Linked DNA regions of Mus musculus: all the other regions are linked to region 1. A link is a loop called in an ENCODE intact Hi-C map of the cell type or tissue named here. Cell type or tissue: heart. All regions are shown on one strand.

Region 1 (8,000 bases):
ACAGAGAAACTCTGTCTCGAAGAAAAAAAAAAAGTGACACTATTAGGGCAAATGTCAGAATTTACTGTACCATCATAGCATTTGCAAACTTCAAGATAATACTGAGCATTAAAAAAAAAAAAAAAAAGCATAGAGGTACTACCTCATAAAATGTATAGTTTAATCGCCTGACAGCACTATGTGTGTGTGTGTGCAAAGTGCCAATTTTATTTACAAACTTGTTAAGTAGACCCTGCATGCCTGCAGGAAGCAGTCCGACATCTTTAAACAGCCCTAAACAGCATCTAAATGTTTAAACCTGCTTGCTTGATGGTCACTGCTCCTAAAACCTGGCCCAGTGCTGTTAGTACTTTGATGAGGTCAAAGGTGACCACACTACTTGTAAAAGCCAAGGACAGGATCTCCCTAAGGATCCAAGTACCCATTGTTTGAAGTATACTTTCTTCTAGTGACCAGCCTGGCAAACAGGACTGAGGTAGCTACACAGCTTTTTAGACACCTGTTTAGCAAATTTAATGACAATTCATGGTGTAGCCAGTTGGTTGTTTTTGCTGGTTTCTTTTAATGGCAAGGGGACAAAAATCAGCGAAGAACACACGATCAGTTACTTAGAAGTCAGCATCCAAGGTAAAAGAGTTCTCTGTCGAATTCGACATGACTCCCATCCTCTGATACTCGCCTACTCGCTTCTCAAAGAAGTTTGTCTTTCCTTCTAGTGAGATATTTTCCATGAAGTCAAACGGATTTTCTACTCTGAAAATCTGAAAAAGTCACACCAATATATAAATGCTGAAAACAAGTGAAAGAAAGAAGAAAGAGACAAGACGACAGACAGCAGAGGGTGGAGGCCATAAATAACACTTTACCTTGTTAAAACCCAGCTCCAGCATAAGCCTGTCGGCCACAAACTCAATGTACTGCTTCATCAAAGTGCAGTTCATCCCGATGAGCTTCACGGGCAAGGCCTCCGTGAGGAACTCCTAGAGGGCAAGCAAAGGGGCGCTGAGCACCCCGAAGCCCGAGGACACCCCCGCCCCGCAGCAAGGACAAGGACAACCTGCACGCAGTCACTCACCTGCTCTATCCTAACGGCGTTGGTGATTATCTCTCGGACCCTCTGCTCTGCTGGCTTGTGTACCAGGTGCTTGAACATCAGGCAGGCAAAGTCACAGTGTAAACCCTAGAAGAGAGAGTCGTTCAAGGTCACCGTGGGGCTCTACTGTTCACAAGCATGACTTATCCACCCTCCTCAGTCTCCTGTGACTTATCTGGCCACACAGAGAGCACTTAACCTATCCAGAGAAAGGTATTTAAGCCCGGGTGTGGTGGTAACACACCTGCAATCTTAGCATTCTGGAGCCAGAGACAAGATCACCATGAATTTGAGGCCAGTTCGGCCCACATTGTTCCAAGCCAGCCACAAAATCCAACAATGCAGGTGAGGGAAATAAACCATGTATTTCACGGCCAATTATGAAAGCGAGGAATAGGCTAGCCCAACTCAAGGCTGCCTGACACCTATTATTACACAGGGCCGGGGCCCTTCCCTTCTGATACCCAGAGGTTTCTTCACAGCCACAGGCTCTACTAAGAACTTTCAGTTTGTACACTCGAGTCTACGGGATAACAGGAATATATGTACTAGGAAGTCAGTGGTTTAATAAGTTACTTAAGGTATCTTATCCTTTGCTGAGGATTGTATGGATTCCTACATTAAATATGGATACAGGGCTAGGAATGTGGCGGAATACTTGCCTAGCAAGTATGAAAGCCTAGGCTGGATCCCCAAGACTTGGAATGGCTCAACAGTTACAAGGGACATTTGCTGCTTTTGCAGAGGACCCAGGTTCAGGTCCCAGCACCTACATTACAGCTCAAAACCACCCGGTCCCGAGGTCATCCTCCTCCCCTTTGTCCTTTGCAGGCAAAGGTTCACACATTACAATCCCTTTTGAAAGTGGCCACACCTCACTTCTCAGGTCCCCATCAGTAGATGTGTATCTAAGAGCCCCAGGTTAGAAAGCTACTTCAGACTCACCTCGTCTCTGCTAATAAGCTCATTGGAAAATGTAAGGCCCGGCATCAGCCCCCGTTTCTTGAGCCAGAATATCGATGCAAAAGAACCGGAAAAGAAGATTCCTTCTACGGCGGCAAAGGCCACAACGCGTTCTCCTAGCAAGAGTCAACACGAAAACGTTCCCGGTGAGGCCTCGGTATTCTCAGCACAGGCCAATAATCCAGTGACATTACTTGGACAATCAAGCCTGGGCTTGAGGAGGAAAAAGGAAAGGGTCCTCACCATACGTAGCCTCTTTGTCCCCAATCCAGCGCAAGGCCCAGTCAGCCTTCTTCTTCACACAAGGCATTGTTTCAATAGCATTGAAGAGATATTCTCTGCAGGCAGAAAGTATAGCATGAATGGATACTGCAGAGCCCTGGCAACACAACAGGCACAGCGTAGGCCTGATTCATTACTTCCACGTCTGCTTCCCATCCTGGCACTCACTGCCACCATAACCCTACCAGTCCTTCCCAGTCTCCCTCCATAACACAAACGCCTTCTTAATTTTTCTATAATGTCCTAGCAGAGCAATGTCAGCTAAACTGGTCTAAAATAAACCTTTTGACTCAATATTGTCTAAAGCAATTCCCCTCACCTCCACTTTGGTTTCATACTCATTCATAGCCACGTCTTTAAATTTAATTGTTTTTGGTTTTTTTTGGTTTTGGTTTTGAGACAGGGTCTCTCTGTGTAGCCCTGGCTGTCCTGGAACTCACTCTGTAGACCAGGCTGGCCTCAAACTCAGAAATCTGCCTGCCTCTGCCTCCCAAGTGCTGGGGTTAAAGGTGTGCGCCACCACCGCCCGGCTTTAAACTTAACTTTTAATGTATGTTTTGCCTTAACGTGTCAGACACCTTATGTGTGATGCCCATGGAGGCCAGAAGAGGGCACCACTTCCCTGTGACTGGACTTACAGCCTTGTGAGGTGTCCCGTGGGAGCTAAGAACTAAAACTGGTAAGCAGTAAACCATACTTTGCAGGAGCCACAGTGCCTTCTAAACCTCAGTGGTCATCTCTCCAGCCCCTGGGGTTGGTTTTGTTTTTGACACAGTATGCAGTCTGACTAGCCTTTGACTTCTTGACAATGCTGCTGCACTGATCTCTGGGAGCTGGAAATAGACACAAGCTACCACACACAAAAGCTGGAGGCAGTCTTGACTAAGGGTCATAGAAACATCTACTGACAGTCCGCTTGTCATTCTGCTCATTTCCCCTTTATGAGCAAAAATACTGGAAATAAAGCAGTGAGTGAGTCCCAGGCACCTTGGCAGAGTGTGTGGATACTCACCTTTCCTTGGGATCTTTAATGTAAGTGTCAATAAGGAGACTGTACATTTCAGAGTGTATGTTTTCCATGGCAATTTGGAAGCCATAGAAACAGCGGGCCTCTGTAACTTGAACTTCTTGGCTAAATCGCTCCACCTAGTGGTAGTAAAATGAGCCAAAGTTAAATTTGAAGAACTACTGGTTGCTTCACTTTCTCCACACTACCAGTAGAGTGGCCCGGCCTGCTGGGATTGTTCCTAGGCCTGCAGCAACAGTGAAGGGGGAATCTGAGTAAGAGGCCATTTTGGTGTACTTACTGAATTCTATTCTAGGCCAGCCAGGATTACTGTGAGACCTTGCTTCAAAAATGTAAGTAAAACAAAACAAAAAACCCAGGTATATATTTAATACAGTTTAATCCTATATTTTTATTAGTTCTTCATGATTTGCAAGCAAGCTCATTATTTCACGTCATACGCTCAATTTACCAATTAGGAAACACATAACTCCTAGTTTGCCATTTATTTTAACAAAACTATCATGTGCTCCTAACCTCTGTGGCACACACCAGGCCCCACAGGGTTTCTTTTAACACTGTTATTCCCTAATTCTGTTTCAGTTCATTCCAAGGACCCACTTAGAGTTAAGAAGTATACAACCAAAGTCTTATAGAAATCCACAAAAAGTTAAGCATGTAGGTACAAAGAGAAAAACTCACTACTGCTCCTTAGCAGAGGGAAAGACTAACATGATGAACGTTAACATAACATTCATAGCTCTTAAAAAGTTTGTTTTGCTTGTGCTTGCCTGGGAATGGGTCCGTGCATGTATAGGCAAGTGCCCAAGGTCAGAGTTGCCTTGGTGAGAGGAGCTCACCAGCAGATGGGAAGCAGTCCAACAGGGGTAACTCATAACAGAACCTGGGTCTTCCGCCCAAGCAGGAAGTGTGTTAACCAGAGCGGAGACTGGAGTCAGTCATCTATCCCTCCAGCCCCGCTTCAGGGCAAAAGATAGAGAGCCAGGAACCAGTTCTGGATCTAAGTGAATTATGGGTATTTCATGCCAACTCACCAAGTTCTCATTGACTATGCCATCACTCGCTGCAAAGAAAGCCAGAACGTGAGATATAAAATGTCTCTCATCGGGTTTCAGAGCTTCCCAGTGCTGAATATCCTTGGAAAGGTCCACCTGAAGTTTAGAAGTTCACGATTAGCAGGTCTGTAGGTCTCTCTCTCTTTCTCTCTCTCATACACACACACTTTAAAACTGAAGTCCCCCAAACCATCTCATTACCGAATTCTTCACATCCATTATTCCCTTTGTTTCAGGGAACACCCAATATCTCAGTGAGCTACCATTCCCAAGGGCAAAAAGTTGTGACGGCCATGCGGGAGCCTTCTGACACACAGCAAGTCCTGAACGATTACCTCCTCGGCAGTCCAAAAGGAGGCCTCGGCTTTCTTGTACATCTGCCAGATATCATGGTACTCGATGGGAAAGACAACGAAGCGGCGGGGGTTTTCTCTCAGTAACGGCTCATCCTCAACGCTGGGGTTAGTAGGCGCTTTACTTTCCTGTTGGATGAGAGAGAGTGCCAAGTGAACCAACCCCCAAATGCCAACCGAACCGCAGGAAACTGCTAGCCAGTGTCTCATCAGATCGAGTACTTTCAACGATTGGTAATCTCGTGTGCTTAGCTGTCACGCTGCACTCTACTATTACCATAGGCCGACCCGAGTAGGACATTCTGAGGAGACACTTTGGCGGGAAAGAAGAGTCAAATAATTCAGCTGGGACAATGCAGATTTAGCGCCAACGAGCGGGCGCCCTCTACTGGGAGCCTAAGCGACCCACCTCAGCCCCACACGGGCCACTCACCAGCTCGGCGGAGTCCTGGAAGATTCTCCTCGCAGCTTTGCTGGCCAGGACGCGGGTGCTGCTGAGAGTCGGGGGCTGTAGGGGGACACGCGTGGTGAATGGCGGTAGGCACCCTCCACCCTCCCGGGTCCGGGAACCCACGACCTGCCAGTGCACATCCAACCCAGCCGGCACCTGGGCCGCCCTCACCGTGTTCTCCTTGTCAGCCAGGGTGAGTCGCTTCAGCGGCGACAACTGCAGCTGCTGCTGGTCAGCGATGGTGGCGAGCGGGGTGCGGACGGAGAGCATGGCGAACGAGGGCAGCGGCGGAGACGGCGAGGAGCAGGCGAAAACAGCTGGAATCCGGTGCACCGCCGACTGCCAGCGCCCGCGCCCTTTAAAGAGCCACCCAACCGCGCGCTCCGAGGGGGCGTGGCCTCGCCTCCCATTGGACGCCGCTGACCCCGCTCGCCGCCCAGCGCGGGAGATTTGAGTTGCGCCGCAGGCCTTCCGCACAAAGACCTTTAAGGAGCCTGCGCCGGCCGGGTGCGCGGGCGCTCGCGGGGCCGGAACCGGTTAGGATTGCGAGAGCCTTGGGGATTGAGCGCGCAGGGGGTCGCCGGGCGGGCGTTGCCGCTGAGGTTGGTGCCAAGGGTGGAGTGACGCTGCTGGCCTCTGGGACACGTCGCCTTGACTGTCTTCATGTCCCAAGTAGAGGGGTGCGGGGGACCCTGGTTTCTTAAAGAGATTCGGGGTCCCGAGCAATCGCACCGGCCTTGTGGGATTAAGGGGGTCCTCAAACTAGGGTTCCCTAAAAAGCTGTCTTCAAACTCATGAAGGGGTACGGATGCAGCCTTGGGTTCCTTTTCTACCCTGCCCCTCCTGTCAGACCCCTGTCCCCTCTGTCCCAATTAGTTTAAAAGCTGCCAGACGATTACAAATTCCAGGAAGCTCACAGGATGGTGACGAGTCATACATTCATTTTACGACTCTGGGCGTCCAGTAGTCTAAAGACGAATCTGCAAATTCCTGTGGTGAGGGTGGAGACAAGAACTCAAGTTTCCATCTTTCTGATTTGCCCTACGGGGTCCAAGATACCAGAGATAAAGCGCTGAGATGGGACACTGAGATCCCGGGGAAAAACGTGGAACCTGGGAAGGCTCCACTGACTCTCCCAGGTCAAATATTTTAAAAGAGGACGAGGGGAGGCTCCCCTCTGCTTGTGTCCTAAGTTCTCTCACTGTAGATGCTGTAAAAAATCTCTGAACACCATGTGGCAGCTCAAAGTTAAAGCAGGCGGCATCCACCGCTGCACAATTTATTGATGCTGGGGACAAAACCCAGGACTTCTTCCATGCTAAGCTAACTGGGCCATATCGATAAATATTTTAAATCACCTCTAGCAAAATTGTCAGTTCTTTTTTTTAACATATAATTTCTAATTCACATTCCATTCCTCCGTTATCCGAGGGGTTTGCCTTTGGCTCCTCTAGCTCCTGGTGTACTCAGTACAAATGAGGTCTGGCTACTAAAATAACACTCGACCACTGAGGGAAGGAGAAGGTCGCCGCCATTCTCTTCTCCCTGCTCACAACCTCCTCCAAACGCCTCTTCCTCCCGCCAAGCAGGCTGAGCTTAGTGGGCAGCCCCGCCTAGGTTCCCCTGTACCGGGACCTGTCAGGAGCTGAGCGCTTTTGCTTCTGGCGCGGTTTTTAACCTCTGCTCTGTGATTGGTTGGTTCAACTTCAAGATTCCCAGCCCCACCGGCCCGCGCGCGCTGCGGTCACTCAAGGGCAAGTCCGCTTTCAGGTGACCTTAGATGTGGAAACCGAGTCCCCGCAGGCATCCAGCGTTTCCCCGCCAAATCCTCTCAGCTGTCAGCACTCACAGTCCCTGTACAGCTTGATCATCATATACATGTTTAATCCAGATGGAAAGGGAAAACGGGTATTTTTAGGCCTGTTTTATAGGTAACTGAAGTAAAGGCCTGAGGGACCTGGAAACTACCCAAGGTCCCACAACTTTAGACCCTTGCTAACTCCTTTTCTTTCTTCTTTTTAAATTAATTTTGTGTGAGACGAGGGTGTAGTGCGAAGGTCAGAGGCCCACTTATGGAAGTTGGTTCTCTTGTATTCTGTGGGGTCACAGGGGTGGAATTTATGAGGTTAGGGTTGGCTGCTGAGACATCTTGTCAGACACTCGCACCTTTTTATTAGTAATGTTCCCAACATACGGAAAAACCGAGCAGGGCATGATGGCCCTGGTCTTTAATCTTAGCATCTGTGAGGCAGAAGCTGGCAGATCTTTTGAGTTTGAGGCCACCCTGGTCTATATAAATGAGTTCCAGGACAGCCAGGACTACATATATCCCAAAAAATATAAAAAAGAAAGCAAGGAAAAGAGAACTCCCCAGGGTTCGCCCACCAGTGTCCATTTGCTGTCTCCAACTTGCAGTTGCTTCACTCCCTTCTACACATGTGCGAAATTCATTGCTTTCTTCCCAGTACTTGAAAGTGACCTGTGCCCGAGGTGGTGGCACTTGCTCTTAATCCCAGCAATTAGGAATGTTCCCAGCGTACAGAAAGAGTAAACAGCAGGCGCCACGCCTCTCGACTCAGCACTAGCAGGCAGAAGCAAGTCATGATTTGGAGGCCAGCCTGGTCTACATAGTGAGCTCCAGGTCATCTGAGGCTGTATAATGAGACTTGGCCTCCAAATAAATCAATAAATAAGAAAGAATTTAGGAAGCAGAATAGTTGGCTTGGGTAGTTGAGAAAAACTTGCTCCCTCAAAGGTTCCTATCACCCACTTGATG
Region 2 (8,000 bases), 1.6 Mb before region 1:
TGGTTTCAGACAAAGTAGATGGAGCGGGTGGGATCAACTGGGAAACTAATCTGTTTTGATGACATCACTAATTCATCACTAGTTCCCTTTGACTTCCCCTACCAGGGGTCACAGGTGGAGAGACTGGTATCTTTTCAGACCTCAGCTTCACTCTTAAGTCCGAGTGAACACCCAAGACCCAAGCAAACACAGCATATGGTGCTTTGACCACTCTTCTCCTCAAGCCGGTTCACGTCTATATTATTTTACCCGGTTTTATGCCTCTAAGTTGCTTTTGGGCTGCCAGTGTCAGCATGGAACCCTGATGGGAGCTTAGCTTCCCACCAGGCTTCAGTTGAATGTGTATGAATAGCCCATAGTAGCTGCTTCTATTGTTCCTGGAAGCCTTGTATTATTTAGAGAGCAATCAATCACTTTTCTGAGGCAGCCTGGGGAGCCAAGCCCACGGTGTGGTTGATGATGGCTTTTTCTTCCAAGATGAACAAAATAAAAAGCCTAGCCAAGGCTTTCCCGAAGACAGGCTTATCTCCCGCATTGATTGGCAACATTTCTACTCCAAGGTGGAATTCCATTACCAAACAGCCAGCTTACAGACACAGCTGAAGGTTGGCACCCCTGCTGCCAGGATCTGCGGACTCTTGGCACATTTGCTCTATGCAGCTCATGCTTCAGGCCCAGTGCTGAGGCTTATAGCTTTGTCTTGCATTTCCATTGCTAAAAGTAACATTGCTCCCAGATTACCCATGAATGTGCATTGCTAGAATTTCAGTAGTTGGTAGGAAGGAGTACTTAACACATAGTGGAGAATGTACTTCGTAGTGTTGATCTTTTATCTAAAAGAGGGTACTTAACAAATATCACTGGTATTTTAAATGCTTATGTATTTTATGCATATGAGTATTTCCCTCCATGTATGCCCATATACAATGTCTTGGAGTCAAGAAGGCATTGGATCCCCTGGAACTTAAAAATGTTTGTGAGCTACCATGTATGTGGGTGCTGGAACTGAAACCAAGTCTTCTACAAGAGCAACAAGTATTCTTAACCACTGAGAAATGCCTCCAGTCCCATCAAATATTGCCCATATTTAAATAGTACAAATCTGATAGCTATTGTTTCCCATCTGACTCTGAAGTAGGTAATAAAAAGAGGTACAAGAAATATGCCAGATAGCTACTATTTAATAAGACATAACTCCAAAATTCAGTAGCTTCAGTTGAAAATCATTTAATCATACAGGCTAGTGCAGTGATTCTCAACCTGTCGGTCACACCCATCAGAAAACACATATTTCCCATGGTCTTAGGAATCACCAACCATAAATTTATTTTTCTTGCTATTTTATAAGTGTAATTTTGCTACTAAACATGTCTCACTTCCTAAGACCATCTTAGGAATATGTGTTTTCCAATAGTTGAGATCCACAGGTTGAGATCCACTGGTCTAGTGGTACCGGTAAGAGGGTGGGGGCACAGTGAAACCTCTTAACTGGACTATTCCATGGATGAGATATAGGGTTCATTTGGGGAAACTCAAAGCTGCCATGGCTACCTCCCCAAGAATACAGAGAATAGCAAAAGGCAGCAAAAGCCTTGTCAGTTTTAAGGAGGCAAGTTTTAGGGCAGTGAGGAAGGGCATAGTAGCACTCAATGAAAACATGAATCCAGAATGGAAGACTGAGCTGTGTCAGGCTGGTAGGCACACTGTCATCAAGAGGGTTGTCATGGTTTGCATATTCTTGGCCCAGGGAGTGACACTATTAGAAAGTGTGGCCTTGTTGGAGTAGGTGTGAGTTTGGGCTTTAAGACCCTCATCCTAACTGTCCAATAGCCACCCTGCTAGCAGCCTTCAGATGAAGATGTAGAGCTCTCAGCTCCTCCTGCACCATGCCTGCCTGGATAGTGCTATGTTCCTCCCCTTGATGATAATGGACTAAACCTCCAAACACAAGCCCCTAAGCCAGCCCCAATTTAATGTTGTCCTTATAAGACTTGCGTTGGTCATGGTGTCTGTTCATAGCAGTAAAACCCTAACTAAGACAAGAGTGGAATATGAGAGGGGGACTCATCAGATGGAAGAGGAAGGACCAGGTGACCGTGCCCCAGAGTCTCTGCTCCATGAGAACGAGCAACCCTATTCCAGGTACACAGCCCTGTCTTCTCCCCATCATTTCTCATCCTGCTGTAGACTGGTGGCTGTTAGAGATCTGCCAGTTGCCCATGTACACTGGGGATCATCGGTGAGGCCCACACATCATCTTCCTAGCACTACACTCTGAAGCATTACTGAGCTGAGTATTGGGCAAAGAGAGAAAAGCTAAGAGGTTAGGCTTTGCCTAAACTGCTGAGGCATGGTCAGTCTTTCTGGGCTGGAGGCCCTTGTGTGGGCATTGATGCTGGATGAGAGCACAAAAATAGGATTGACAGATGCTGTGAGACAGACTTTTCTTGGGTCCTTGGGGAGATGTAACACACACAGACATACACACACACAATCACAAACAATCAAGCATGCACACACCTACTCATCCGAGAAAGGAAGCCCAGGATAGACCAATGTAACAGTTGCACCAATCAATTGGTGAACCAATGAGTGTTTTTTGGTTGGTTGGTTGGTTGGTTGGTTTGGTTATTTTTCCTGCGGTCTTCCAACTGGAGCATGGGTAAAGGAGTTCCTTGCAATGAGCAGGGATAACTCAAAGACAGCTGCATTGCCAGAAAGCCCAGCCTTCCCAACAGGATCCAACCATGCATCTGCAGTTTGTCTGGTCAGAGTTTTCGCTCCCTAAGAACTGTTTGCTTCCTTTTATTCTTTTGGTAGGGGCCCTGAAGAACCTTGAGGCTTCTTTCCTTCCTATAGACGTGAAACTTTACTTACCTCCTATTGACAACTGGCAGCTCCTGGACCTCCCCCCTCCTTCCAGGGCCTAGCATTCTGGTTTGGAGAGAATGGTTCCAGTTCAGAGGAGGTGTCATGTGCAACAGCAGCAGTCCAGACAGCAGAGAGATAGTTGAGCCTAGGCAGCTAGTTTGGAGCAAAGAGGACACACTTAAAAGCTGCTTGCAGGATGGATGTGGAAGACCATTCGAAGGGGACATGTGGCAGCCTCAAGGGCTCTGTTTGGGCTCCTGCTGTGGATGTTCAGGGTCTTGGGGGGGTTTGAATGCAGAGAAGGAGCAGAATGGAGAGGGGGGCACTGTGAGTTTAGTTAGGAACACGGAGAAGCCCAGTGGAAATCCCAGGTGCAGCCCGACCTAGAAGAAAGCCCAACAAGATAATGGGCACAAGGTTTGACTTTTGGGACCACTTTTGCATAGAAGGGCAGTAGGGCATCAGGAGGAGGTGTGCATGAGAGAGAGCAGGAGGTGTGCATGAAGGGCTATATCCAACAAGAATAGACTCAAGGCAGGAGAACAACACTGATGGAGAAGCAGCAGAGGGGACCATATTTCCCAGAATTCCCAGGTGGTAGAGGGAAATGCCATGAGTGGAAAATAAAATACCTCGAAGGAGCTCTGGATTTCCTCTAAGGTTGCAGAGGAAAGCTCTGTGGGATCTTGCTGAGAGCATTCATTATCTCTTACAGTAAGGAAGTAGTTGACGATCTTGTCAAATTCCATCTTCATGGAAGTAAATGGAGGATACAGACTGGTATAGGAGGAATGGTGGAGAGGGGGAGGCAAAGGACACATAACGAAGTCAAATGGTTGCAGGAAGTAGATTGATGCCAGAGAGAAATCTGCTTTTTTGAAAAAGGAAGGAAGGAAGGAAGGAAGGAAGGAAGGAAGGAAGGAAGGAAGGAAGGAAGGAAGGAAGGAAGGAAGGGAGAAAAATAAAATAGGCCTAAATACATCATAAATGTGTGTGCTAAATAATCAGGGGCAGGAGTTTGGAGGAGGTCCTGCAGTGAGTGAGGGGGTTTATGAGGAGAGAAATCTATAGATAGATAGATAGATAGATAGATAGATAGATAGATAGATAGATAGATAGATAGATAGATAGATAGGTAGGTAGGTAGGTAGGTAGGTAGGTAGGTAGGTAGGTAGGTAGGTAGGTAGGTAGAATAGCCAGCATGCAATGATCCAGCATGGCCAGCAGGTGGCATGGAAGCATCGTGTTTCAATATTTCTAGGATCTGTTTTGTTAGTAGTTTTGTTTGTTTGCTTCCTCTCTCTCTCTCTCTCTCTCTCTCTCTCTCTCTCTCTCTCTCTCTCTCTCTCTCTCTCTCTCTCTCTCTCTCTCTCTCTCTCTCTCTCTCTCTCTCTCTCACAATGGTTTGAGACATGGATTTTGTGTCTGTCCTTGTGCATTTCTTCTCACACCCGTCCTTTCCAACTTCTTGGGAAATATCTTCTCTATCATGATCCAAGGCAAGGCCCTGTCTCCAAGTGGGGTTTGAGTGGGGAGCTGGGGATGGATAGGATGGTCAGGTCGGCCTTCCTTTTCTCAGCTCACTAATTGGAGATCCCTCGAAGCTCTTCCTACTAAGGTCATCCTAGACGTGGCTCCACCACGCAGGAAGGTGGTGTCCCCTGGAAACAAATATCCTGAGTGGGGCCGGTGTCGGGGCTTCAAATCCTTTGTCCTTCACAAGCCTCGGCATGAGAAACGAAAGTTCAAGGACAGCCTGGGCAGTGAAGTAAGACCATGTCTCAAAGCATCAAGAAAAAGGACAGACGAGAGAGCCCACTGTCTGAGTGCTTGCCTAGTGTGGGTGAATAGGACAAAGAATTTCGCACACCCTGGGGAGGAGAATATACTCAGCTAGAGTCATCTTTCTAAATAAAACAAGTTTATTTGTTCATCATTCTAATTAAAGCAGGTACGTTTACCTGAACAACCTTCTTGAAGAGTATCTCTGTGAGGGCGTTAGCCACCAGTGACATAGGTTTTCCCCCATGCCATATGGCGATGGTACCACTACCATGGCCCAGGTAGACGCTGTTCATTCCCCATTCATTTTTCTGGTGAGGGTTCTCCACCCTTCACCCTTCAGAAGCAGCCCCAGTTGTGACAAAACTGTATCCTGTCTACATCCAGAACGTCACTGAGTTTCTCACACTTCCAAGTTCCGCGTTCCTGCCTTTTCACCCTGCTAATCATTTTCTCAATAGCGCATCTATTCTTCGCAGGCCTTGAGCACTTGTGAGGCAGGTGGGGTTGATATATCTGTAAGGCACCTTGGCATGAGTGCCAGGCCCTTTGTTAACCTCAGCGAGGTACAGTAGACCCGAATCCACGTGGCTGGAAACCATGGACCCTGCAGTGGGTCCGGCAAAGCATGTGAGTTCGCTAGGTCGGATAACTCCAGTCCAGTGTAAGGAAGGTTAGAATTAAAAGCCGCCGGAAGAAAAGGACGGGCTCTTGTGAGCCACACTTCACCAGGGACTTTAACAGGAGCTATGGCAGCACTTGCCCCTCCCATCCAATCGATTTGAGAATTGCATAAGTAGCTTTTCTATAAGTGGATTGTCTTCTCCATCCCAGAATTATCTCCCCCTGCTCTGCAAGCCCTCGTCGACTGAGCTCCTGGATAATGTCTGGTAATATTCATTACGAAATTTGATTCCTTTTAAGACGCGGCTTTCTCTGCGTTTCCTCTTTGATGATTTGGAACTGATGTCACTGACGTCTTGCAGCACTGTCAAACGGGCCGGGAGTCTCCAACTTCTTCCCTGATTCCTACTCCTGTTTAGAAACCTTTTGCTCTACTCAGGTGATGTGTGATGCTCCCCCACATACATCTTAGAAACCGGGATTGCTGGTGAGATGACTTACTGGACAAGAATAGGGTTCATTTGTAGCAGCTCTGTTTTGAGCACTGTCACACTGCTGGTGTCAGTGGAGATGAGACTTGAGCCCTTATCTTCCCCATCTTGGGATTCATTTATGATCTTCAGCCCAGCCTGGTCACCTTTGCTCTCTCTCTCCCTGTAGGTCTACGGTCACTGTTATTAGATCACTTCACAGCTTTTTGCTATAATCACCACCGGAAATGTAAAACCAGGTCTTGGTTCCATTCTCCAATCCCATTACTACCCGGCGAAGCAAACAAATGTGGCTTTCTTCAGCTCATCCATTTATTTTTCTTAATTTTATCTATTTAATTTCTTGAGTTGAACAATGTGATGACCATTTATTCTTGGTTGTCAACTTGACAACATCTGGAATTAACTAAAATCCCAAAATGGCTAGACACACCTGAGAGGGATGGGTTTTTTTTTTTGTTTGTTTGTTTTTGTTTTTTGTTTTTTGTTTTTTTAATAAGAAAAGCTAGGGAGATCCACTTCTGATCATGGTCTTTGGGGTGGGAAGACATGTCATTAATCCAGGTCTTATGAGCTGGGGAAAAAACACCTCTAACCTGGGCCACACCTTCTGCTGGTAGCCTAGATAAGAGACGTGGAAGAAGGAAGCTTGCTCTCTTTGCCTTCTCTCTATCTCACTAGGAAGTCCATACCTTCACTGGCCTTAGAGCCTACTTCTTTGGAATTCTGGTGTACACTGAAGACCAGCATGAACCTTTGTCAGCATCCTCATGAACTAAACAACTACTGGAATCTTGGATCTTCCATGCAGAGACAGCCATTCTTGGACTGGCTAGACCATAGCCTGCAAGCCACTCTAATAAATCTCCTTTCTCTGTATAGAGTGAGACCAATTCTATGATTCTGTTGCTCTAGAACCCTGACCAACACTAAGCATTAGATAGGGTGTGGGAGCTGCAGTGTAAACTATAACCACAAGTTCATGTATTTGAACACTTTCTCTCTAGCTGGTGGCACCATTACAGATGTCATGGAACTTTTAGGATGGGCTTTGAGAACTTATGGCTCTCCCCACTTCCAGTTTGCTCCCAAGGTTCTTTAGTGTTGCCTTCAAACTGTGATTAGTAGGTTTCCTGCTCCAGGCACCTAGAACTGTAAGTCGACGGAAACCTTTTTACCCTAAAGTTGCTTCAGATCATGGCATTTTATCATAGTAACAGAAAAGCACAAAGACACCAGGTGTTTCCCTTTACACTTCCTCTCTAAAGCAATGGGGGGGGGTGTCCCCCTACCCCTACCCAGTTCTTACACTTACATTCTGTAGATTGTGGCATTTTATATTCTTGTGGTTTTGTCTAAATACTGTGTAGTCTCAGAGTAGGGATTTTGATATTCTCTCGTCTCTGAACAAAGGATTGTTTAGATGGAAGATTATTAAGTTTCCTTGTAAGAGGTTTAAAAGATTGCTCTTGTGTTGTAATTTGGTCTCATAGTTTTGTCTGCCACAACTATATTCTGAATACTTAATAAAGGTTATTTTCCCCTGTGATTTAACCAAAAATCAGATTTCAGTATTGTGCTCTGGTGTGGTTTCTCTTTTTTGTGGCACAGAATTAGATGTGTATCAGCTAGCTATGGTCCCAGTTGTCATCATCTGTTTACGTTTTCTATATTCTGATAGTTTTGTCTGCTTTTGTTTCTTGTAAAATGAGAGGTGAACATTCTACCACTGGAGTGTTTCTGCTTATCCATACAGGTTCTTTATTTCTTGTTCATACATGTGGGGGATGTGAAGTCCAACTCTTAGGTGTGATCTGGTTCATGCTGGAAGCTTGTCTCTCTCCCGAGCTCACCCTATGTGAGTCTGAATGGAGCCTCCATGTTCTTGCCTAGAAAGTGAACTGATGGTCCCTACATTCTTGAGTTTTCATGCACTTTAGGAACATGAGTTGCAAAATGTCAGGGTTCCTAAAAGATACCAAGATGGTGGAGCTGATGTGACTAACTTTGTAGATATACTGGGCTCTTGAATATTAACTGTCCACTTTACCAGTGACTATGTGATGCCCACCAAGTCAGCCTTCTGGCAGCTCCTCTTTTCCTTTGGACGTTCTGTGTATAAATGCCTCTGCCACAGCATAGCTGTTCCCACTTCTCCAGGACCCCTCCTGTCTTACTGCTGTACCCTAAAATCCTCCGCATTATGGTTATTTCTTTTGCTTCTGTCATGTT
Region 3 (8,000 bases), 240 kb before region 1:
ACCATATATTTCATTTTCCTTTCTTCTTTTATGTCTGGTGTGCCCCAATATTTCCACAGGTGAAGCACTGCTTTGGTTACAAAGATACCATGTGGGTTCCTCCGAACTATGGTAGTGAATGGTTACGATTCTCAGAGGCTAGAACCAAATCTTGGCACCTAGGACCTCTTGCCTAGCTTTCTCTAATCCACTCTATATAATATCAACAAGCCATTTCTTCCAGCATAGCTGGCCACTATTCCACCATGTTTAGAAGCTCTAGCTAGCTGGGGATGTAGCTCAGTGCTAGAGTGTTTACCTCGCATTGCACAGCCTTCGGCACTCTGAGAAAATAGAAGCCCTACCTCCCCTGACTCCCTGATGCAACGGAGAGAACAGGACCAGGCTTTAGGGCTGATGCCCAGGCTCCTGTCATTTCCTGCCGCCTTTCTTCCTATCCAGAACTATCTGCTATTCACATAGGAACTCACTGCTTTAATTCCATCTCCCTGGCATTTCCCAAATACACTATGGCTTTGAACCTTTCTAATGTCATGCCCATGCCTAGGATATAATCTTGTCCCCATTACACTCCAGTTGGTATTGAAATACCTTCTACCTTTCAAAGCATACAGACAAAACCTGCCCTAATGAGCTCATCTCTAACCAACCCAACCAAGAGAACTTCCATCTTTAAACTCTGCTATATAACTCTACCTAGTGGGTAGCCCAGGGGTCTATGCTCAGTGATGTACATGCAGGCGCACATACAGAACACACATATCCATGCTTATGCCCCTGGGCAGACTATCAACCACCAGGAGGCACAGTCCTGTATTACTTTTCTTGCTATTTCCCTCATATACTCCCACAGTCCATCAGAGTGAGTATCCGCTGGTTTGTTAAATGAAGCTATTTTATCCAGGTGGTACTCTAGTAAGCGTGTAAAAACACGTTTGGACACATCACTTCCCTCCAGTGGACTTCCAGACACACCGACTCATCCCCCTCTTTTCTTCCATATTATGAAGCGATCGATGTTAACTGTTTCCTCAAACTGTTCCAGGTTCCCACCAGCAAACACTCCTCAGAACAGTACTGCACCCACAGTCCACAGTGTCTCCCACTGGGAACAGCCCAGCCCTCTCTCTAGGAGTGGTCATACTCTACTCTGAACTGAGAGAGGCCTCCAGAGTTACATCACAAATGAAAAAGAAACAAGTGGTTTAGAAGAGACCTACCCATGCTAATCATCATTGCTATCTCTCGTTCAGAAAATGCTGTAAAGACACATAACTTGTTTTAAGCACTTCCTGCCAGGCAGACGCATGGCTTCTCCTGGTATACAGTTAGCATGGAGGCTGGCATTGGGGGTGTATACTCATTTCCAGAGAACAGTCATACATCTGACTTCTACTAGGCAGGTGCTGCTGCTCACAGCCCAAGAAACAGAGTCACTCACTGAATTATAAAACAAAAACGTTGATACTTACAGCCCGAGCTGCTAACGTCATTAGCACTCCCGTTAGGAATGTCAGATAGTATCCTGGGTAGACCCCATGCCAAATGGCAGAGAGAAAGAATGTCTGGATTGTCGGACTGAAGGTTGCTCGTTCATAGCACACCCTAGAAACCATAGATAACAGGAGAGCCAAGAGAAGTGAGCGGATCTAAGTTCACAAAACCCACAGGATCCTCTCTGGGCTGACAGGGCATATGAAAACAAACGGCCTTTCTCCTGGGCACTAGCTCAGTCATGACGTGTCAGACTTGCAAGTGTAAGCTTGGCTCCTATCTTTTTACTGGTATATGTAATTACTAAAATGATCACTTCCAGTTTGGGGGAATCTATAAACCTAGTCTGCTTTTCCTAACACGGGAGATAGGATTTGATAGGACAGAACCACTGGGAAGGCTGGCTGGGAGACAACAGATAACAAGACCCGCTGTGTGTCTCAGGGTGAATCCGACTGCACGGTGCTCATGGGACCCGTGTTTTCTCAGGCTGGGCCGCCCGTCCTGTGCACCACCCCACCCCACTCACCCACCTCACACATCCTGAGACACGTCTGGCTTCAGTTCTCTATGCCCTGGCTCCAGGGACGCTATAAGATTTCTGTTGCTGTTTTTCAGATTACTTTATTTTTCGCATACGGTTAGAAAGGGACACCTGACCCTCTGGAACAAGGGCCGGAGCTACGGAGCAGTGTGAGCCCTCCTGAGGATGCTGAGGGTTGAACTCAGGTCCTCAGCACAAGCAGCAAGCGCTCTTAACTGCAGGACCATCTGTGCAGCCTCACAGTATGATCTTAAGGAGAGCCCTGACTAGGGAGTAAGACTGAGTCTTTTGATCCTACATGTGTGTGTCCCCAGCCCAACATATAAAAAGAGCTGCAGAGGACACTGGCTAGGCCCAGACATCAGCAGAGCCCAAGCCAAGCTGAGGTGACTGGCATAGGGATGCTTGTGTCTTAATTCCAAGAAATTCTGACTTGATGAACAGTGCCTTGCTTTGGTGGATGCTAATGGCGGATCCTAAGACCACATGTCATTCAACACACTAACAATTAATGAAGGATGTTAAGTTGGCAAGCTTAGGCTCAAGTCCTTAAGGCCAAAGCATGCCTAAGGGTGACTCTCGAAGGTGCATACCTTTTGAGCCAAAGAGCTGTCTGGATATTCCAGTTATCAAGAAACATCTTAAAACTTGTTGACATCTGAAAGACAAAGAGACCATTTTCTTTGGCAAACAAAATAATGAAGCTTTAAGTCTACATAGTAATGCTTTAATAAGCTAAGAAATTAAATTTTAAAGTCATTTGGTAATAATGGCATAGCATTGGTTCCTTACTGAACACTGTTCTTCTTCTTCTTTTTTTTTAAAGATTTATTTATTTATTATATGTAAGTACACTGTAGCTGTCTTCAGACACTCCAGAAGAGGGCATCAGGTTTCGTTACAGATGGTTGTGAGCCACCATGTGGTTGCTGGGACTTGAACTGAGGACCTTCAGAAGAGCAATCAGCGCTCTTAACCACTGAACCATCTCACCAGCCCAAACACTGTTCTTCTAATACAGTAACAGCATCCACGAAAGTTTATATATCTCCAGCAACATTGGAAGGCAGCAGAGTACTGCCGTGACACCCCAGGTCAACACAGACCTATGTCTCCAGCTCCCTTCTAGCGATTTAGACTCCACAGTCTATTTATTACACCGAGACTTTGATGTTCTTGTCTTGGTTTCCTTCCTACCCATCAACTTATCAAAACCCTACTCTATGATGGGCATGCTGCCCACCGTCCCCACTGGTAGCATCTAGATGATAACATACATGGTTCTCAGCTGTGACTAGGCCCCCAATCTACCTGATGCTAACTGTGCCTATTTTGAAAACAGTTATTTCAATGCTACAATGAGGGGAGGTACATCACAAAGAATTAACCAGCAGCATTTAAAATACGTCACAGGTCTCGAAAAACAAACAAACAAACGAACAAAAAATACTTCACAGCTCTCCAAAGTCCCTCAGAGTAGGTGATCTGGCCTCCAAGTACAGACACAGCCTGTCCACCCTCCTCAAGACAGAACTCACCATACACTACATCCTTGTCACCAGACCTCATGCCTCACATCACATCTGCTCCGTCCGCCTCGGGAGTGCCATTATGCAGTCCTGCAGGCCTACTGTGGCCTCCTCTCCTCTACCTTGTCTCTCTCTTCTACATGTACAGGAGCTGCAGAGAGTGAGTCTCTCCAACTTTAAACTCCTTCTCGTCAGTATTTTAGTCTTTATTGTGTGTGTGTGTGTGTGTGTGTGTGTGTGTGTGTGTGTGTGTGTGTGCATGCATGCATGTGCCAACAGAGGACTCAGGAGAGTTTCAGATCCCCTAAAGTTACAGGTGGTTTTGAGCTGCCTGACATAGGTGCTGGGAACTGAACTCAGGACTTCTATAAGAACAGTGACTTTTAAACAAAAGTCTCCTCAGGCCCCCCTCTACCTACAGCCTGTACAGCTACAGGCCCTCGGGTCTGGGTTGGCTACCTTTTCTGTTCCCCCTCCCTGCAGAACTGCTGATGAAACCATACTCAACTGGAGTGCTCCTGGCCCCAGCTCAAGTGACATCTGGGGCCATTTAGCCGTGCTCACAATGCCTTCCTTAAGAAACCAGTGCTTCTCTGTCCTCGTGCCACCTATCCCCAAGAAGGCAATGCTTCATGTGCCCAGGAGGGTAACACCTGGTTCTCAAGGTATGGGAAAACCATATCCATTTTATGCATAAACATACAAACGTGGCAAACTAAGTCTGTCCATGGAGGCTGGAAAGCTCCAGAGAGTCACCACAGAGTCAAAGGTTGTAAATGCCAATCCGTCATCACCCTACTCCAGCAGCCACCCGCTTCCCCTCTTCCTCCCTGTTTTTACTTATTTTCATTTTATGAGAGTTTTTTGCTGGCCTGTGTCTGAGCACCATGTACATGCAGTGCCTCTAGAAGCCAGAAGAGGGCACCAGATCCCTGGAACTGGAGTTCCAAAGGATGGCTTCTCTAGCCTCACCCCCATCATCTTCGATGCCATCTTATGACCCGCTGGCCCCTTCCCACACCCACAGGATGTTCTTCATCCAGGGCCTACCCGGTCACCTCCTGCTTCTGGTTCCCCTCCCTGTGTGGCTTGTCAGACCGACCACAGACTTAAAGCACCATATGCCTGCACCTTCCAGGTCAGAGCCTACCTTCCAGCACTCTCCAAAGCTCCCTGCGGACCGTAAGTCACCAGCCTCATTCACTGCATTCTCAGGGGTCAGAGTGTCCCACCACCAGGGAACAGGGGCCGAGAGTCGGGGAATGGGTTCATGTCCTCCTCCCTCTCCTTTGACTTTGCTTTCTTTCCAATCCTCCCACGAGCCCTTGAAGCGGCTGCTGTGAGATCCTGTCTAACGTTGAACACTCAGTCTGTTGTTCTCAGCTCCCTGACCGGCCACGATTCCAGCTGAACTTTAATTGGTTGTATAAAATTAAACATCGGTCCACGTGTGTGAGAAATGTCCCCCACAGTCTCACGCACGTGAACATGTGGGTCCCAGCTGACTGGGAGGTGTGGGAGGTGTGCCTTGTTAGAGAAAGTCTGTCAGCACGTGTAGGTTCAATGGTTAAAATTTCTAGTTCTCTCTCTGCTTTGTGTTTGTATGATGTGAGCTCCCTTGGTCCTAGTCATACCGCTAGGTTCATTTCATCCTTACGGACTCTCACCTCCATAAGCGCAAATACACTCTTTATTAAAAGAAAGTTTGCAGCCTACTGTGGTCAACACCTGTTAGCTCCACTCTCGGGGAATCACACCATAACCTATAAAAGCACACGGTGGCACTTATGCTGTCACATGACTAACGTCTTAAACGTTTACTAACCTCTATTTGCTGAATTCTCAAGTTGGAAATTAAGTCCCAGCGAGCCACTCCATTCTTGTCGTATCCTCTGAAACCGAAGCCCGCAGCATTGTTAATGGCGTCAGCTGTGAGGAAGTAAAGCATTAAGAAATGTTATTGCAATGCATACAATATATATACACGTGCATACATATATGGTTTTTTAAAAGATTAATTTTAATTTTATGTGTCTGGGTTGCTTTGCATGCATACATATTATATGTACCATGTACATGTCCGGTGCCCTTGAGGCCGAAGAGGCTATTAGATCCCCTAAAACTGATGTTTGTAAACTACCATGTTGCTGCTGGGAACTGAACCTGGACCTTGTGCAGGAGAAACAAATGCTCTTAGCTGCTGAGCCATCTCTCCAGCCTCAATCTACTCTGCTCTCCCAGGAGGTGTATACCCTGCCTAGCTTTTAAGCAGTGAGAGTGGACTTTTTAGTTATTTAGTTATTTAGCTATTTAGTAGCATTAGAGACTGGACCTTCCAGGTGAGCCCTTTCCTGCTGAGCTAGATCCATTGTCCATGACTTAATTGAATTTTAAAATGAGTATGTGTGTGTACATGTCTGCTAAGCTGTGTGCAGGTGCCCACGGAGGCCACAAGAGGGTGCTAGATCCCTGGAGCTGGGGTTACAGGTGGCTGTAAGCAACCAAACTCGGGTCCTCTGGAAGGAAGAGCAGCAAGCATTCTTAGCCACCCAGTCATCTCTCCAGCCCTGACTTATGTAAGAGAGGTCAGAGACATCATCACACACAGTGAAAACAACAACCCTATTCAAGTCAGTAGGTTAGTTAACAAGACACCAGACATGAGCTTGAGAAGACAGACAGACAGAGAGGGAGAGTTCTGGGTACTGTGCTAGAATACAGTGGAGAGTGCTCACCTGCCTGTAAGAAACTGCTGGGAGCGCTCCCCCTGCAGTCAGCATGCTCATTTTGGTCTTTATTCTAGGTAAGTGGGGCCGAATGCCTAATGGCTGACCAGAACCCACTCTGGACTACAGAGCTTCCTTGTCAACCCTCTCACAGTGGTGGCTGACCGGCAGCTTACAGACCCGGTCAACATCGGATGTCTCTTGCTTCAAGTGGATCCTTTCCAATCAACAGAAAGCGTTTCTAGTTCACACCATTGATGTTATGGCCAAATGAGCTAAGACCCATCAAAATGCAGCCAAACACCTTCACAGACACCGATCCTACCCTTAAATGGTCTGTTCTTTTATTAGTTCTTTGATTAAACAAAAAATTTTACAATCTGGGGGGGAAAGTACGCAAGCAAGATTTACTCTTCTGTCGGGTTTAAGCCGCCTTTACGGTGAGCTGGTCAGTATGGTAATGTGCAGGCTTAATAAGATCAAAGGCAAAATCTGCCAATTATTCTAGAAAACACCCCACTCCCACCACACAAAGTTGCCAACAGCCTCCAATCAAATCCAAATGGGAATAGAACGCCTATGTTCCTGTAGCTGGTGGCTTAACAGAGCCAATGGTTCAAAGTTATGTTATATTATATTACATTATATTTGTGTGTGTGTGTGTGTGTTTGAACACAGGTTGTCAGGCAAGTAACACGTGCTTTTACTCAATGAGCTATGTCACCAATATCAATACCGACTATTTAAAAAAACAAAAACAAAACAAACAAACAAAACAAAAAACCCTAAAAGGACAAAATTGGTTTGTAATCTCGGAGCCTCTGTTTAAAGCCAGCATTTAAATAGGCATACAAGGATCTTAAGAAGTTTCACTTATTGTTAATGTTTAAATTTGACAGAAGGAAAAACAGCATTAAGGCAATCTTAGTTTAAACCCACACAAGGCCAGGCATAATTGTGCATCTCATGGCTAGCATCCCAGAGACCGAGGAAAGGCCTGGAGAGTAAATCAACCCAGGATGCACAGGGAGAACCTGTCTCAAAACAAACAAATTCTTACAAGGTAACACTATCTTTTAATTTCCATTAAATTGCCAGGCTAAAGCCACATTTCACGGCAATAAAATAAAGGCAGTAGTGAAATGCCAAGGACCAACTGCTCGGCCTTTCTGTGATCTGCTCTGTGTGGTGTTCAAATGTGCATTGTGTATCACACAATATTCAGAATAAAGAGACTTATGATGATGTAGTGAATAGGGCAAGAGACAGACCAAAGAGGCTCCACGCCACATCAGCGCACCCTTCACAAGGCGGGCAGGAGCATTACGAGTCCGTTGGACATTCAGGAAGACTCGTGTGGTGATAACATGGGAAAGTACTAGGATCCATGCAGATGAAGCTCACGACAGGCACGGTTACCCTAACCCTAAGCCCATCGGAAGCCTCCCAAGGCTGTGAAGCAGTGCAGGGGAGAGCTTTCCAAAAGCTTGTCTCTCTTTCCCAAGCCCAGCTTTCCTGTCAGTGCCCTACATCAGTCATAGGCCAGGCACTCCCACACCTCTTCAGCCGTAACTTCTGTAACACTTGTTCCACCTGGCGGGTGGGTGTCAAAGACCCTTCTGTGGACTGGTGTGATTTTGTATCCTTTTCTGGTGAAGCTCTGGTCACAGTAAACTTCATCTAAGGTGTCATAATGATAAGTGCAGT

What was found. A loop is a pair of places that touch in the nucleus more often than their neighbours do. Peaks named below come from ENCODE experiments on the same cell type or tissue, not always from the same donor. Only the 100,000 strongest peaks of a DNase experiment are listed, where the experiment ranks them.
Region 2: it touches region 1 in a loop (3-fold over the local background); 5 of 42 quality-filtered maps call a loop at or near these places.
Region 3: a loop joins it to region 1, with 7 times the contacts of the local background. A loop is called at or near these places in 38 of 42 quality-filtered maps.

The regions. Positions count from the first base shown.
Region 1 is chr12:24,705,841-24,713,840 of GRCm38, reverse strand. It overlaps Rrm2 (ribonucleotide reductase M2), which reads right to left and starts at 5,587. Exons shown (of 10, transcript NM_009104.2): 1 at 5,396-5,587; 2 at 5,207-5,281; 3 at 4,756-4,902; 4 at 4,400-4,516; 5 at 3,351-3,484; 6 at 2,300-2,394; 7 at 2,039-2,172; 8 at 1,076-1,180; 9 at 867-980; 10 at 1-761. The coding sequence starts at 5,494. The coding sequence ends at 609. In heart, CTCF peaks have their summits at 2,928 (motif pointing right), 3,502 (motif pointing left) and 5,170 (motif pointing left); DNase peaks (open chromatin) are centred at 3,459, 4,830 and 5,570; H3K4me3 peaks cover 4,322 bases; H3K27ac peaks cover 4,668 bases.
Region 2 is chr12:26,292,300-26,300,299 of GRCm38, reverse strand. No RefSeq gene overlaps it. Among named protein-coding and RNA genes, the nearest start is that of Gm29968, 44 kb to the right of the region's middle. In heart, a CTCF peak has its summit at 4,099 (motif pointing right); no DNase peak of the experiment used is centred here; H3K27me3 peaks cover 370 bases.
Region 3 is chr12:24,948,882-24,956,881 of GRCm38, reverse strand. It overlaps Mboat2 (membrane bound O-acyltransferase domain containing 2), which reads right to left. Exons shown (of 13, transcript NM_026037.3): 9 at 5,393-5,496; 10 at 2,632-2,696; 11 at 1,473-1,605. Among named protein-coding and RNA genes, the nearest start is that of Kidins220, 22 kb to the left of the region's middle. In heart, CTCF peaks have their summits at 4,470 (motif pointing right) and 6,016 (motif pointing right); no DNase peak of the experiment used is centred here.